Linked DNA regions of Mus musculus: region 1 is linked to region 2. Evidence: chromatin loops called from intact Hi-C (ENCODE). Cell type or tissue: heart. All regions are shown on one strand. Links, peaks and the distances in the headings refer to the core of each region. The heading gives the core; the rest is flanking DNA.

Region 1 (8,101 bases), core at 3,289-5,788, 600 kb before region 2:
GTTTTGTTGTGGAATACTTTGGTTTCTCCATGTATGGTAATTGAGAGTTTGGCCGGGTATAGTAGCCTGGGCTGGCATTTGTGTTCTCTTAGTGTCTGTATAACATCTGTCCAGGCTCTTCTGGCTTTCATAGTCTCTGGTGAAAAGTCTGGTGTAATTCTGATAGGCCTTCCTTTATATGTTACTTGACCTTTCTCCCTTACTGCTTTTAATATTCTATCTTTATTTAGTGCATTTGTTGTTCTGATTATTATGTGTCGGGAGGAATTTCTTTTCTGGTCCAGTCTATTTGGAGTTCTGTATGCTTCTTGTATGATCATGGGCATCTCTTTTTTTATGTTTGGGAAGTTTTCTTCTATTATTTTGTTGAAGATATTAGCTGGCCCTTTAAGTTGAAAATCTTCATTCTCATCAATTCCTATTATCCGTAGGTTTGGTCTTCTCATTGTGTCCTGGATTACCTGGATGTTTTGAGTTAGGATCCTTTTGCATTTTGTATTTTCTTTGACTGTTGTGTCGATGTTCTCTATGGAATCTTCTGCACCTGAGATTCTCTCTTCCATTTCTTGTATTCTGTTGCTGATGCTCGCATCTATGGTTCCAGATCTCTTTCCTAGGGTTTCTATCTCCAGCGTTGCCTCGCTTTGGGTTTTCTTTATTGTGTCTACTTCCCCTTTTAGTTCTAGTATGGTTTTGTTCATTTCCATCACCTGTTTGGCTGTGTTTTCCTGCTTTTCTTTAAGAGCCTGTAACTCTTTAGCAGTGCTCTCCTGTAAATCTTTAAGTGACTTATGAAAGTCCTTCTTGATGTCCTCTATCATCATCATGAGAAATGTTTTTAAATCTGGGTCTAGATTTTCGGTTGTGTTGGGGTGCCCAGGACTAGGTGGGGTGGGAGTGCTGCGTTCTGATGATGGTGAGTGGTCTTGATTTCTGTTAGTAGGATTCTTACGTTTGCCTTTCGCCATCTGGTAATCTCTGAAGCTAGCTGTTTTAGTTGTCACTGTTAAGAGCTTGTTCTTCAGGTGACTCTGTTAGCCTCTATGAGCAGACCTGGAGGTTAGCACTCTCCTTACTTTCAGTGGGCAGAGTATTCTCTGCAGGCAAGCTCTCTTCTTGCAAGGCAGGTACCCAGATATCTGGTGTTCGAACCAGACTCCTGGCAGAAGTTGTGTTCCACTCACTAGAGGTCTTAGGATCACGTGTGGAATCCTGTGTGGGCCCTTGCGGGTGTCAGGCAACTCAGCTGGCAAGGTAGCAGGGGCTCGAGTGGAGTGGAAGGGGTTTGTGCCCCAGATCAAGCCCGGGTAGCCTGCTTCCCTATGTACCGCAGTCTCAAGTTCCACGCGATTGGATTGGGGTAGGCGCTGTGTTCCACTCACCAGAGGTCTTAGGGTCCCGTGGGGAGTCCCGTGTGGGCCCTTGCGGGTGTTGGGCAAGACTCTGCTGGCAAGGTAGCCCGGGGCTCGAGTCTCGAGTCGAGCGGAAGGGACTTGTGCCCCAGATCAGGCCCGGGTAGCCTGCTTCCCTATGTACCGCAGTCTCAAGTTCCGCGCGATTGGATTGGGGCAGGCACTGTGATCCACTCACCAGAGGTCTTAGGGTCCCGTGGGGAGTCCCGTGTGGGCCCTTGCGGGTGTTGGGCAAGACTCTGCTGTCAAGGTAGCCCGGGGCTCGAGTCTCGAGTCGAGCGGAAGGGACTTGTGCCCCAGATCAGGCCCGGGTAGCCTGCTTCCCTATGTACCGCAGTCTCAAGTTCCGCGCGATTGGATTGGGGCAGGCACTGTGGTCCACTCACCAGAGGTCTTAGGGTCCCGTGGGGAGTCCCGTGTGGACCCTTGCGGGTGTTGGGCAAGACTCTGCTGGCAAGATAGCCCGGGGCTCGAGTCTCGAGTCGAGCGGAAGGGACTTGTGCCTGTTTTTATTTTATATCTGAGATTACAAGATAATCGCATCTCTCCTCTCCTTTTCTTTTTCACTAATTGTTTTTCCACACACACGTGTGTGTATATCTACATATAGATTCCTAAATATATAATCTGTTCAGCCCATATAATGTTCCTTGTAGCTATGTTTTCAGGGCTGAGCATTTGACAGCAATCAATTGGTGTGCTTTTCTCTGGGGAAAACCATCTCTTCCACTCCCAGCATTCCTCAATTATGCATAGTTCTTTGTATAGAGTTGAGGCTTTTCCCTGTCCATTTCGGCATTTCCATTGGTGTCAACCTTGTTCAACTCACATTTATTCAGTCATGTTGATGAGGCTTTATGGATGTGGTATCTGGCATTACTAGGAGACACAGTCTCACAGCAAATTCCATGATACCCTGGGTCTTACCGTCTTTCTGCCCCTCTTCAGCAATGATCCAGAGTCTTTGGTGCAGGAGTTGTGCTGTAGACACAGTTGTGGGACTGGGCTCCACAACTCTGTATTTTGGTTGTTTGTGGGTTTGTTTGATGTTTTCCACCTGTTGCAGAGAGAAATTTTGTTGATGCAGTGACAATTGCCCTTATCTGTGGGTATAAAAATATTTATCACTTGTTGTTAGGTATTAGGCTGGTTTAGTAAAGTGGTGGTTGTAGATTCTCAACCAATATTCATAAATTCACCAGGACTACAAAATTAAGTTTCTCATACCATACATAGCTGCCCTCAGGTCAAAAATTTTAAGAGGAAAATTAAATGGTGGAAAATGGAGGAAATGTTGGAAGAAAATTTCTTTTGCTCAAAGGAACTATAAATCTCTCATGATTAAAACAGTGGTCCTGGTACATGGATTGAAAAATTAGGTTCATAAATTAGGTTCATAGAGTAGAGACTATTGATAAATTAAGTTCATAGAGTAGAGAATATTCAAGGTCCTACTCAAGTGAAATGGAGAGCAGTGTAATGAAGACACTAGGAGAATTGGGGCATGAGAGATGGCTCAGTTGTTAAAAGCAATTGTTCTTTCAGAGACCCTAGTCTGACTTCCCCAAACCAGATGTCAGCTCTAAACCACCCATAGCTTCAGTTTCAGAGGATTCAACATCATCTTCTGAATCCTTAGACAACAGGCACATTGCTGTAATAGACTAATTGAAGCACATAAAATAAAATAAAGTAAATCTATTAAAATTCACATAACCTGGAAGCAAAATGAGCTTTTCTAGAGAGCTATAGTCCAGAAAACAAAAAAGGGATAAACTGATTAATTTAACTATACAAACTTTTCCACAAAAATATAATAGACACAGAAGTTGATTTTTTTTAAAAAAAATCTTCATTACAACTGGTGAGTATCAATCCAATATGATCAACAATTTGTTCTAAATAACAGTGGAATAAGTTAGTATGAGAGAATCTCTTACAAATAAACTGTAGAATGAATACATGCACATAGAGAAAATATAAGAAAAAAATATCACCTGAACATAATTAATAAACACGCAAAATACTGTCATATCTCACAAATGACGAGAGCAGTTTAAGTTAAAACAATCATGAGCTATCCTTTTCCTTCATCTTATCAGAAAAGAGGAGGAAAAGATAGAGACTTGGAACTAGTAGAAATGGACATTCATACCTTGGAGGTGGGATTATTCAATCCCTTTGCAGAACACAAGTCTGTAAGATCTAACAATATGAAAACAAGTATTTAAAATTTACCCTTGACTTAGTAATTTCCCGGTGGTATGCAAGTGTATACAAGTGCAAGGGTATTACTTACAGTGCTGCTTGTGTGAATGAAATATGGGATGAGGTTAAATGGGCCTCATAAGGGGATAGGTTAAATTAATGAGCCTGTATTTCTATGTTGAAATGATAACCAATAAAGGTAATAAAGGTGATTTAAATGTGCTGCAACAAAACTATTTACAATTTTAATTCTTTGAGGTTCATAAAGTACCCGTTGTACACAATGGTGTGTACATTGCAATCTCAATTTTGATGACAAAGACTACTTACATACATATTTCCATGCAAAGAGGAAGTTTGGCTTACATTGTACTTATTTGTACCCTGGAGGTTTTGTGTGAACTGCATGTATTAATTTTTCAATAAACAAACCTAATCTAAAAGCATACTTCTTATGAATTTATATTTGCTTATCTCATCTCTCATTTCTTCTCTTGTTCTTATCTCAAGGTCTCTTAGCCAGTTATCATTGTTTTCAGAGTGGAGCCTGCAGGGAGCTGATGATAACCTGTGACTTGCCTTCTTTCATAACACAGCCCAGCAATCAGCAATTCAATTTCCCTGTACCTGAAAGGCCCTCACTTGATGTTACCATCCAAGTATGTGGCATCTCTTAAATCACAAAACCTTAGGAGGAAGAATGAGTCCCTTCAGCCCTGTAGTTTAGAGAAGTTTGTATTGCTTTCAAGGTATCTGCCACACCAACAGTTTGGGGGTTCTTTTCTAACTGTCCAGCAGATGCCGCTCTCCTCAGTACTTATCCCCAGTGCTTGGGGCAATGTTCACTCTCACTTAAGTGCTGCTCAATGAAATTCAAGTTGCACCTCACTTTCTTGCACTGTGACTTTCATTATTACTTTATGCCTATGCAGAATTACTCTCTGAAATTGCTCTTTACTTTCATAAGAAGTACTATGCATCCCAGATCATATGTTAAGATAGAATTTTCAGTGCATTTACTTTTTAGTTTCCATGTACAACATGTTTCCCCCTCTGCATGCATATTTATATATATATATATAAAACTGATTACTTCAGTGTAGCTAATTAATGGTTCTTTTACCAACTCATTTTTGTGATGAAAAATCATAATGTTGATATTTTTCACGTTTCTCAAAAATACAACATACTATCACTAACTGCAGTCACCTAGCTGTACAATAGACATTCTGAAATGTATTAATCATGACTATAATTATGTATCTTTAATGACTTATATCATCCATCTCTCCCTGTATCTAATCATCAGCCTGTAGTAAATACTATAATACCCTCTATTATGGGATCATGTTTCCCAGTTTTACATATAAGTGAGATCATGTGGTATTTATCTATGACTGCCCTATTTCACCCAACACCTAACACCGCAGACATTTTCTCATGTCATCAAAGATGGGTGCTTAATTTTCCAATGATTGAATAATATTCTATTCCATTATGTAAAAATACCATTTATCTTTTTAGGACCATTAGGTGCATCATTAGGCTGAATTCATAATTTGGCTGTTACCAAATGTTAATAGTGCAATGATGAATATGGTCATGAAGATCATCTCTTAACATAATTGGTTTATACTACACACAGAAAGGGAGAGAGTCAGAGACAGACAAAGACAGAGACAGAGAGACAAACAGAGACAGTGGGAAAGAGGACAGACACCGGGAGAGACAGATACACACACACACACACACACACACACACACACACACAGAGAGAGAGAGAGAGAGAGAGAGAGAGAGAGAGAGAGAGAGAGAGAGAGAGAGAAATTAGTGAGTGAGGTTGTTGGATCATATAGTAATCACACATTTACAAACTATAATTGTCCTACTAGTTTAGAGTTTCATCATTAGTGTACAAAAACTTGGTTTTTCTACACAATTTTAGTAGTTCACCTTCTGTGCTTTTGACAATAGCCACACCAATAAGTTTGAGACAATATATCATTGATTGCATCATTGTAGTTTAGATTTTCACTTGCTTGATAACTAATGAAGTCAAACACTTTTCACGTCTGTTGCCTAGTTGGATCTCTTCTTTTGAGAAGTTTCTATGTACAACTTTTGCACTATTATAGAGATTTTTTTACTGGATTGTTTATATTTTCATATTGAACCAATGTCAGATTTTCTTTCTTTTTTTAAAAATATTTTTTATTACGTATTTTCCTCAATTACATTTCCAATGCTTTCCCAAAAGTCCCCTATACCCTCCCCCCGACTTCTCTACCCACCCATTCCCATTTTTTTGGCCCTGGCATTCCCCTGTACTGGGGCATATAAAGTTTGTGTGTCCAATGGCCCTCTCTTTCCAGTGATGGCCCACTAGGCCATCTTTTGATACATATGCAGCTATAGTCAAGAGCTTCAGGGTACTGGTTAGTTCAGAATGTTGTTCCACCTATAGGGTTGCAGATCCCTTTAGCATCTTGGGTACTTTCTCTAGCTCCTCCATTGGGAGCCCTGTGATCCATCCAATAGCTGACTGTGAGCATCCACTTCTGTGTTTGCCAGGCCCCGGCATAGTCTCACAAGAGACAGCTATATCTGGTACCTTTCAGCAAAATCTTGCTAGTGTATGCATTGGTGTCAGCGTTTGGAAGCTGATTATGGAGTGGATCCTTGGATATGGCAGTCTCTAGATGGTCCATTCTTTCGTCACAGCTCCAAACTTTGACTCTGTAACTCCTTCCATGGGTGTTTTGTTCTTTTACAAATATTTTTCTAATCCTACAGATTCTTTCTGCATATTTCATGCAATTCATACAAAAGCAATAATGACAATCTGTACAGAAATTTATATAGAATCACAAAGAATCCTCAAGTATGCAACACAATCTTGAGCAAAGAGAACAGAGTTGAAACACTGTTTAACATCAGATTGCAAAGATAAAATAACAAAACAACAAGGTACATTTGGTATATATGGAGCTATGCAGAACAATGAAATGGAACAGAGAACCCAGAAATAAATCTGTGCATTTCCAACTATTTGTTTGCTTGTTTTTTTTGTTTTGTTTTGTTTTGTTTTTATATAACAGTCTCTTAGTTTATTATAAACCAGCTTCATAAGCCAGAGGAAAAAAAGGACAGTGTATATACAGCCTTTTGGGAAGGAAACAGGCAAGAAGCTGAGGAGGACCAAGATGAGTCTAGGGCCTTGAAGGGCATATTTCCCAGGGAGGAAGCCCTGAAAGGGAAACCAGACAATCCAATGAGACTCCATAAACTGCATAACAAACAGGTCTGTTGAAACCTGACCCTGGGGAACTCTGAGCTTCCAACTGTGATGCTGTGAGAAGATCAAAGCAGACCTGGCATTCCTGGAGGAGGAGGTCATATCCCAGGAGGGGGCATGCCCATTGGAGTTCCTTGGCCAGGAGGGAGCCCCAGGGGAGGCCGCATGCCAGGAGGTTGGCCCATCATACCTGGAGTAGGGGACCCTGGACCCATAGATAGAGGAGGACCCCCACAACCAGGTCAGTACTGACTTGGGGCTCCTGCAATACTGGCTGTGGCTGTGGCTGCAGCTGCAATAGCTACAACAGTGCCTCTTCCTTGTGGGGTCATTACCTGTTGGGATGGCCCTCCAACATCTCAGACTGGCTCAGCAATTCCTGCAGGAGCCTGGGGCATGGGAACACCTGCTGGGATTCCTCTGCCAGCAGCCCTGCTGATGCTTGGTCCCCCAGGAGCTCCAACAAGTGGCCATGCCGGTGTCTTTGGGAGGAGGTCCTTCTACTGTTATGGAGACCAGGTTCTCCCTGCAAAGCAATACCAGACCAAGGACTTCACTTCCCTTTCTGCTTGTTTGGAGTTCTTTGGCTTGATCTTCACAAACTCATCACAGTCACACAGAATCAAATTCATGTGCTTGTCAAAGGCTTTGAAGGTCCCAATGAAGATCCGGCCATCTTGCAGGATGCACCTCATCCTGTAGTCAATGTTCTGCAACATCTTGCTGCTCTTGCCCACCATCATGGTGGCGGCTTGGATGGCTCAGATTCCCGCTGGATTCACTTCCACAGAGGCCTAGTTGCCAGCCAGCCCACTGGATTCCCACCCTGTTTGCTTGTTTTGACACAGATGCCAAGGACATATAATGAGGAACTGACTTCTAAAAAATTGTGTTATAAGAATTAGAAATCTATGTAAAGACCTTTATGTTTCACTATACCAAGAAATGATCTCAAATAGGGCTAATTATGGAACTGAGAGACAAAAGACCCACTTGTCTTAGAGGAAAACATGGGAAATGCTTCATGACATTGGTTGAGGGAAAGATTTTTTTGCATAAAATTGTTTCTTAGCGTAAAACAACGTAGGAAAGAACTGGCTGCTCTTGTCTAAATTATATTGATGTTTGATTCAAGTAAGAAGTACTCATTTTACTTAACTCTTGTAGATTTCTAGGTAAGGTATTT
Region 2 (2,500 bases), core at 1-2,500:
CTGAGAAGGAGTGGGGATTCCCGCTCAAGTAGGTATCATGTACTTGGCATGGAAGAAGAAACCATAAGCTGTATCAAAACACACACAGAAAGATAAAGCATCTGTCTTCCAGAGGTCATCTTGACACGAAGATTTAGTCAAAAGCCAATACAACTATCATTTTTCCCCCTCATGGCAAGAGAGGAAAAAAATCCTACTGATTAGCTATTGAATGCCACCTCAGACCTTGAGACTCCACAGTTCAGCGGGAGCTAAAGGAACAACAGCAGCCTGGCCTGATGCTGGGTTTTGTTGTTGTTGTTGTTGTTGTTTTTTCTGCAATCATTTCCTTGGGGCTTGCTGGAGAGTGAGGCTCTGCGTGTAGAAACCATCAAAGACCATCCAGGGCATCTTATAATTCCCTTCTCAAAGATCAAATTACTTATCAATAAAAAAGTGTAAATGTTTGTTCAAAAAGTAAATAAATTTAGAATGTATAAAGACAATATTGGCTTACAAAATACAGGCTCATGCATTCTTCTCTGATTAGTTTAATAATATATTTTATGTGTAAACATTGGGAAACTATAAGTTCATAAAGCAGAAATTAAGATCACTTTTAACCCCAAATCTATGAAATAACCATCATAAACCATGCAGTTTCTCTACTGTTGTTTTCCAAAGTATACAAAAACATAAATAATATAGGCAGTGTTACATATGCAAATATTTCTTTATATTTCCTATATGAACATGTGAACATTTCAAAAGTCTCAAAAACCATGATTTATCTAACTACTATGTAAAACTCCAACAGATACATATTTTATAATCTTTATAATATAAGCTCTATTCTTGTTAACAAATCTCCAAGTGTGAAAACACTATTATCATTTACAAAAAATATAAATAAATAATAACCCTAAGAAAATGGTCCATAATGGAATGAATTTGCAAGCTCTTTTTCTGACAAAAGTTCACAAGTTTGCTTTATTATACCAATGTGTATAACATTTTCATTTAATTCAAAGGATATATATCTAAGGCACAAAACATTGGCCAGTGTCACAAATATGGGAAGATACTGCTCTCTGGTGGTCATTTAAAATGTTGCCTTTAAAAAATATTAATGTACCAGGTGTTTTCCTTAGAAGAAATTATTTAAAACAAAGCATTGAACAGAACAATAGAGTTCTGGAGCTGGCTTTGCTGCTTTGCTTAAATGGTAGTTCCTAGGATTCAAAAAGCCTTTTGTTTGATACATGAGCTCATTCTTGGATACATACAGAGTTTCGGGACAGTTTGAGATATGTGAAAAACATAAAATAAACGTGCTTCAAAAACAAACAAAAATGAATAGGATCTTGATTCTGCACTCTGGAACTAAAAATTCAGTGCAGCTGAGTTTATTCCTTCTCAGACCAGTTTATCTGCTTAAACTAGCAGGCTTTTTTTTTAATGAAAAGTTGCAAAAAGTTTTAGTATTGTAACTGCTGGATAGTACTGGGAGCTTCCATAGACACACCACACAATTCCCCCTGTCATTAACATCCCAAAGTAGTACGGTCTTTTGTTACAATTAATGAAATAAAATTCATAATCGATTCAATTTTCATTCATTTTGAGCTAAGGTCCCTTGCTGTCAGGATTTTATCCAGGCTCCTCCAGGATGTTTACCCAGCCTACCCTCTTAGGCTTTGCACTCCTTTATGAATGCTTCTCAGACTTGGCAATGTTGTTTGTTGTTTGATTTAACCTAAAAAGTTTTGTGAGATTGTTTTGTTGGGTTGGGGGGGGGGGTTGCCTTGTTTTGTTTTGTTTTGTTTTGTTTTTCAGACAAGATCTTACTCTCTTGCTCAGGCTGCATTTGAATTTGTGGACCTCCTGCCTATACTTGCTCAGTGCTGGGATTACTGGCATATACTATCATGCCAGTTTAAATATTTTTGTAGACGTGTTTTATAGATTTTCTGTAATGTCTGTTAACTGATACATGCCTGATGTTTGCCTGGTGCTTAAACTGTAGTCACATGCTTTTTGTCAGGGAGCATTCAGAGGCCAAGTGCGGTTCTTAACACACCACATCAAGATAGGCAAGATGTTGATATTGGCAAGTAACAGTTTTCTCGGAACTCAGCATCCTCTTTAGGTTATAGAGAAAGATGGGCATGAAGAAATTCAGTGACCATAGGGATATCCACCTTTAAGTAGAAGAAACACTTTCAGATCCTTTTTTGTAAGCAGTGAGTTGAATTAGGACTGCTTGTACAAGTATGGGTAGCACCTTATTTACTGCAGTGTAGACAATGGCAGCCATTCTCCCAGCATCCAGCAACTACCAATAGCTTTTAGAGTACCCCCATGAAGTCCCACCCATATCTATGATGGAAAGCTATAGGCCCAGTTGTGTGTAAGTGTCCACAGCTACTCTGTGTTCATGATTGCAATGACCATGTTATAGTGAATTAAAATTGTTAAAATCCATTAGGGCTGTAAAGATGGTTCAGTGAGTAAAGAAGGT

What was found. Peaks named below come from ENCODE experiments on the same cell type or tissue, not always from the same donor. Only the 100,000 strongest peaks of a DNase experiment are listed, where the experiment ranks them.
Region 1: it touches region 2 in a loop (7-fold over the local background); 3 of 42 quality-filtered maps call a loop at or near these places.

The regions. Positions count from the first base shown.
Region 1 is chrX:49,944,193-49,952,293 of GRCm38, reverse strand. It overlaps the pseudogene Gm15033. Among named protein-coding and RNA genes, the nearest start is that of Olfr1322, 62 kb to the right of the region's middle. In heart, for the core only: a CTCF peak has its summit at 4,427 (motif pointing right); no DNase peak of the experiment used is centred there.
Region 2 is chrX:49,345,219-49,347,718 of GRCm38, reverse strand. Gm14696 (predicted gene 14696) reads left to right here and starts at 2,482. Exons shown (of 5, transcript NR_167731.1): 1 at 2,482-2,500. In heart, for the core only: a CTCF peak has its summit at 1,072 (motif pointing left); no DNase peak of the experiment used is centred there.